Regions from separate parts of the Homo sapiens genome. Here region 1 is linked to region 2. Evidence: chromatin loops called from intact Hi-C (ENCODE). Cell type or tissue: mammary epithelial cell. All regions are shown on one strand. Links, peaks and the distances in the headings refer to the core of each region. The heading gives the core; the rest is flanking DNA. Region 1 has its middle 23 kb from the start of LINC00604. Region 2 has its middle 210 kb from the start of LINC00604.

What was found. Hi-C counts contacts between places; a loop is a spot of excess contacts. Peaks named below come from ENCODE experiments on the same cell type or tissue, not always from the same donor. Only the 100,000 strongest peaks of a DNase experiment are listed, where the experiment ranks them.
Region 1: it touches region 2 in a loop (23-fold over the local background); 2 of 110 quality-filtered maps call a loop at or near these places.

What each region holds. Positions count from the first base shown.
Region 1 is chr5:40,215,783-40,218,712 of GRCh38, reverse strand. No RefSeq gene overlaps it. Among named protein-coding and RNA genes, the nearest start is that of LINC00604, 23 kb to the left of the region's middle. In mammary epithelial cell, for the core only: no CTCF peak of the experiment used is centred there; no DNase peak of the experiment used is centred there.
Region 2 is chr5:40,445,795-40,448,724 of GRCh38, reverse strand. No RefSeq gene overlaps it. Among named protein-coding and RNA genes, the nearest start is that of LINC00604, 210 kb to the right of the region's middle. In mammary epithelial cell, for the core only: no CTCF peak of the experiment used is centred there; a DNase peak (open chromatin) is centred at 1,614; H3K27ac peaks cover 1,186 bases.

The sequences.
Region 1 (2,930 bases), core at 108-2,607, 230 kb after region 2:
CATTTAAACATGAGATTTGGAGAGGACAAACATTCAAACCATATCACTGACCATCAGAGAAGTGCAAATTAAAATCGCAATGAGATATCATCTTACACCAGTCAGAATGGCAATTATTAAGAGGTCAAAAAACAGATATTGGCAAGGATGTTGAGAAAAGGGAACACTCCTACACTATTGATGAGAATGTAAATTAGTGCAGCCTCCTTGGAAAACAGTATGGAGATGTCCAAAGAACTAAAAACATAACTACCACTCAACCTGGCAATCCCACTACTGGGTATCCATCCAAAGGAAAATAAATCATTATATCAAAAATATACCTGCACTCGTATGCTTATAGCAGCAATATGCACAATAGCAAAGATATGGAAACAAACTAAATGCCCGTCAGTGGAAGAATGGATAAAGAAAATGTGATAGATAGATAGATAGACAGATAGATAGATAGATAGATCAATCCACCATGGAATACTATTCAGCCATAAAAAAGAATGAAATCATGTATTTTGCAGCAACATGGATGGAACCGGAGGCCATCATCTTAAGTGAAATAACTCAGAAATGGAGTCAAGTACTACATGTTCTCACTTATAGAGGGGAGCTAAATAATGTGTACACATGGACAAAGAGTGTGCAATGTTAGACACTAGGGACTCAGAGGGGTGGGTGGGCAGAAGCAGGGAAGATGATGAGAAATTACTTAACAGGTACAATTTACATTAGTTGGATGATAAATACATTAAAAGCCAAGATTTCACCACTTAGCAATATATGCACATAACAAAATTGCACTTGTACCCCTTTAATTTTAGCAAAAATCCCTATGGTAGTGCTCTTTTATTTGTGGTTTCACTTTCCATGGTTTCGGTTACTCACAGTCAACCACAATCTAAAACTATTACATTTAAAATTTCATAAGTAAACAACTTATAAATTTTAAGATACACGTCATTTGGAATACTGCGATGAAATCTCTCATCATCCTGGTGCATGTCCATCCATTTGTACAGCATCTCCAGGCTGTAAATACTCCTTGCCCATGAATCACTTGGTAGCCATATGAGTGATCAGATTGACTGTTACGGTATCACAGTGCTTGTGTTCAAGTAACCCTAATTTTACTTAATAATAACCCCAAAGTGCAGAGTAGTGATGATGGTGTTTCAGGTATACCAAAGAGAAAGTGCTTCCATTAAGTGAAAAGGTGATAGTTTTGGACTTAATAAGGAGAGGGGAAAACATTTATTTTGAGGTTGCTAAGATCTATGGTAGGAAGAAATTTTCTGTCCATGAAATTGCAAAGAGCGAAAAAGTAATTTGTACCAGAGTTGCTGTCACGCAACAAAATACAAAAATTACAGCCACAGTGCATGATACGTGCTTAGTTAAGATGGAAAAGGCATTAAAGTGGTAGGTGGAAAATGAACAGAAATGTGTTCTGATTGACAGCCATTGGGTTTAGTATTATCTGCTGTCTCAGAAGATCTACCCGAGGATGGGGGGACTACTGTAATTTGACTATGAAATAACTCCCATTGTAATGAAGGTTAAGAATGAATAAACATAACAGCTACCAACACATAGAAATGCAGTCTATAGTTTGCCCATGCACCTGGCTGATTCTCCTATTTTGCTTTTTTTGGAGAACTTACATTTAAGCACTGACGGTGCCTGGATTTGTCTCTTGAACTCCACTAAAAAAATAAAGTGTTATTCCACTTAGCATTTGAGTGCATATACTTTTGTAATGTTTTCTAGTGGTTTTTAAATGTTTTCATTTTATTTTTCTAAGCAGATCCTTAAAGGCAGGGACTTTGTGAATTCTCAACATTTATCCCAATTCTTGGCAATCAGTAACTAATTGCTGAATAATTGAGAATCAAAACAGCAAATGCCACTTCCAATCTTCGGTCTTGCAAAAGCTATACTTGGAATGTATGACATTATTGATTAAAATGAGGTTTGGGTACATCTTTGTCTTCTAATTTTCCATGCTATTTTTATTTTCAAAGAGGCAGTATGGTATAAGGCTAAAGATTGGCTACTTGAGCCTGGTAGGTATATGTATCAGCTTCACCGCTTTCTAGAATTCTAACCTTTTGTAACTCAGTTTCCTCATCTTTACAATGGAAAATATAATACTATGTACTTTACTACCTAATCTGTGGTTGGCAGATTAGCTAAATTAATAAAATAATTTAGAAGAGTGCTCAGTACATATTAAGTATTTTTTTGATAGGCAGAATAATGACCCCGTGCCAAAGACGTCCACATCCTGGTCCCTGGAACCTGAAATACGTCACAGGGAAAGAAATATTGCTAGGGAAGCAGAAGTTGCAGTGAGGCAGGACCATGAGCCATGGAGCTCAGGTAGCATCTAGAAGTTGGAAAAGGCAAGAATTTGATTCTCTCTTAGAACCTCCAGAAGGAATGCAATTCTGCTAACACCTTGATTTTAGCCCAGTGAGATGCACTGTGGATTTCTTACCTTTAGAACTGTAAGATAACAAACGAGTTGTTTTAAGCCACTGAATTTGTGGTAATCTTTCATAGCAGCAAGAGGAAACGAATACAATACTTAATAAATGTACTATCAGTAACCCTCACAACCACAAATAATTGAGAAAGTCTACCTGAGCAAGATGAATATACAAAACTACACCAGAACAGATTACAAAGCACATAGCTTTAATTACACTTTGCTGTGAACGGTACAGCCTCATATCTCAAGGCAAGAAAACAAAAACAAAAACAAGAATTGTAATAAATATTCCAGTTTCCCTGCTTTACTTTTGAAAAATAAATGTTTTTGAAAAAATAAATCAAGCATGTAAAGTTCCCTCAATTCCCACTTTTAAGCAGAGAATGCCCATTAGTGAGCTTGTGGTTATGCTGTTTGTATATTTTCCCCCTCTTGCTAAGAATCT
Region 2 (2,930 bases), core at 315-2,814:
ATTGTGCAGCCAACAAACATGAAAAAAAGCTCAACATCCCCGATCATTAAAGAAATCCAAACCAAAACCACAATGAGATACCATCTCACACCAGTCGGAATGGCGATTATTAGAAAGTCAGGAAACAATAGATGCTGGCGAGGCTGTGGAGAAATAGGAACAGTTTTACACTGTTGGTAGGAGTGTAAATTGGTTCTACTATTGTGGAAGACAATGTGGTGATTCCTCAAGGATCTAGAACCAGAAATACCATTTGAGCCAGCAATCCCATTACTGAGTATATACCCAAAAGAATATAAACCATTCTACTATAAAGACACATGCACACATATGTTTAGTACAGCACTATTCACAATAGCAAAGTCATGAAACTAACCCAAATGCCCATCAGTGATAGACTGGATAAAGAAAATGTGGTATATATACACCATGGAATACTATGCAGCCATAAAAAGGAATAAGATCATGTCCTTTGCAGGGACATGGATGAAGCTGGAAGCCATCATCCTCAGCAAAGTAACACTGGAACAAAAAGCCAAACATCATATGTCCTCCCTCATAAGTGGGAGCTAAACAATGAAAACATATGGACACAGGGAGGGGAACAAGACATGCTGGGACCTGTTGGGGGGGTGCAGGGCAAGGGGAGGAAACCTAGATGATGGGTCAATAAGTACAGCAAACTACCATGGCACATGTAGACCTACATAACAAACCTGCATGTTCTGCACATGTATCCCAGAACTTAAAATAAAAAATAAAATAAAATAAGATCATGTACATTAAAAAATGATAAGTATGTCAGGTAATACATACGCTAATTAGCTCGCGTCATTCCATAATGTATACATATTTCTAAAATAAAATGCTGTGCATAATATATATAATTTTATTTGTTAATTAAAAAATAGATCAATGTTAAAAACAAAACAAAACACAAAGAAACCCCACATGGCCTTAGGCCATGAAGGGCTCTATTTCTTTCTCATGGTAGATTTTAACTCTATAATGGCCATGTGGCTAGGTAGGTAGTTGGTTAAAGTAAGCAGGAAGAAATGAATTCCATATCAATAACTTTGTGTTTGTGATGAAATAAGAACAGCAGCCTCTAGGGAATGTGGTGGATTAGTCACATAAAACAGTTTTCATGTTTTTGTGTTTCTAGTGTGGATTATTTCAGTGATAACAAAGACTCTGAAGACCACATACCTATTCCATAGCAGCATGCTGTAGCAAACGTCTGTTCAGTATATTTAAAAACTTAAGTCTCACTGGAATTAATTTGATAAATGAGAAGAAAAGTGATAAGATGTTAGGTTTATGTTAAATATCATGGTAAAATTATTGACTCATAGGAAAAAACTAATGTAAGGTCTTGAAATATAAGTATTTATTCATATAATAAAATTAACTCACAAGGTAATTTGCATTTTGGAAAATTCTCATCCAGAGAGCAGTCATTGGAAAGTGGGCTTATAAGATCTCTCAGAGTAGAGAGCTGTCTGTCTGAGAAAACATGCCCTTGAAGAAAGAGCACCAGACTGGATGAGGAGTCAGGAGGTATGTTGACTCTGACTGGTGCTGTCAACATAGGATGACTCATGCTGGCTCACCCAGGATTTTCCCAGTATTTGCACTGAGAACTGTCTTCTTCCCTCCCATTGGTTATCGTTTTCCCCATCCCACTACCTCCAAGTCCTGGGTCAACCAGTGTAGTGGGTCAGCAGTTAGGTGCATGATCTTGAATTAGACACTCAATTTACCAGTTTTGGGTTCCTCATGTGTAAAGCAAAGAGGATGGATTAGATGTTGATATAGTTTTGCTGTGTCCCCACCTAAATCTTATCTTGAATTGTAGTTCCCATAATCCCTGCATGTTGTGGGAGGGACCAGGTGGAGGTAATTGAATCATGGGAGTGGTTTCCCCCATGCTGTTCTCGTGATAAATGAATTTCATAAGATTTGATGGTTTTATGAACTTCTGGCATTTCCCCTGCTTGTGCTCATTCTCTCTCCTGCCGCCCTGTGAAGAGGTGCCTTCTGCCATGATTGTAAGTATCCTGAGGTTTCCCCAGTCATGGGGAACTGTGAGTCAATTAAACCTCTTTTCTTTTCTTTCTTTCTTTTTTTTTTTTTTTTTTTTTTTTTTGAGATGGAGTCTTGCTCTGTTACCCAGGCTCTGGAGTGCAGTGGCATGATCTCTGCTCACTGCAAGCTCTGCCTCCCAGGTTCACGTCATTCTCCTGCCTCAGCCTCCCAGGTAGCTGGGGCTACAGGCGCCCGCCCCAACGCCCGGCTAATTTTGTTTTTGTATTTTTAGTAGAGACGGGGTTTCACTGTGTTAGCCAGGATGGTCTGGATCTCCTGACCTCGTGATCTGCGCGCCTCAGCCTCCCAAAGTGCTGGGATTACAGGCGTGAGCCACCGCGCCTGGACTAAACCTCTTTTCTTTGTAAATTACCCAATCTTGGGTATTTCTTCATAGCAACATGAGAATGGACTAATACAGATGTCTGAAGCTCCTTGCAGGTCTAACATAAGAGTTTATCTCAAAGTCATGATCTTTCTTGTTCTTATTTAATTTTTATTTTTTTTGAGATAAATTCTCACTCTATTGCCCAGGCCAGAATGCAGTGGTGTGATCTCATCTCACTACAACCTCCGCCTCCCAGGATCAAGCAATTCTCCCACCTCAGTCTCCCAAGTAGGTGGGACTACAGGCACGCACCACCACGCTTGGCTAATTTTTGTATATATATATATATATTTTAGTAGAGATGGGGTTTCACCATGTTGGCCAGGCTGGTTTTGAACTCCTGACCTCAACTGATCTGCTTGTCTTGGCCTCCGAAAGTGCTGGGATTATAGGTGTGAGCCACCATGCCTGGCCCATTATCTTTCTTTTCCATTAATCTATCTGCTTTCTCCTT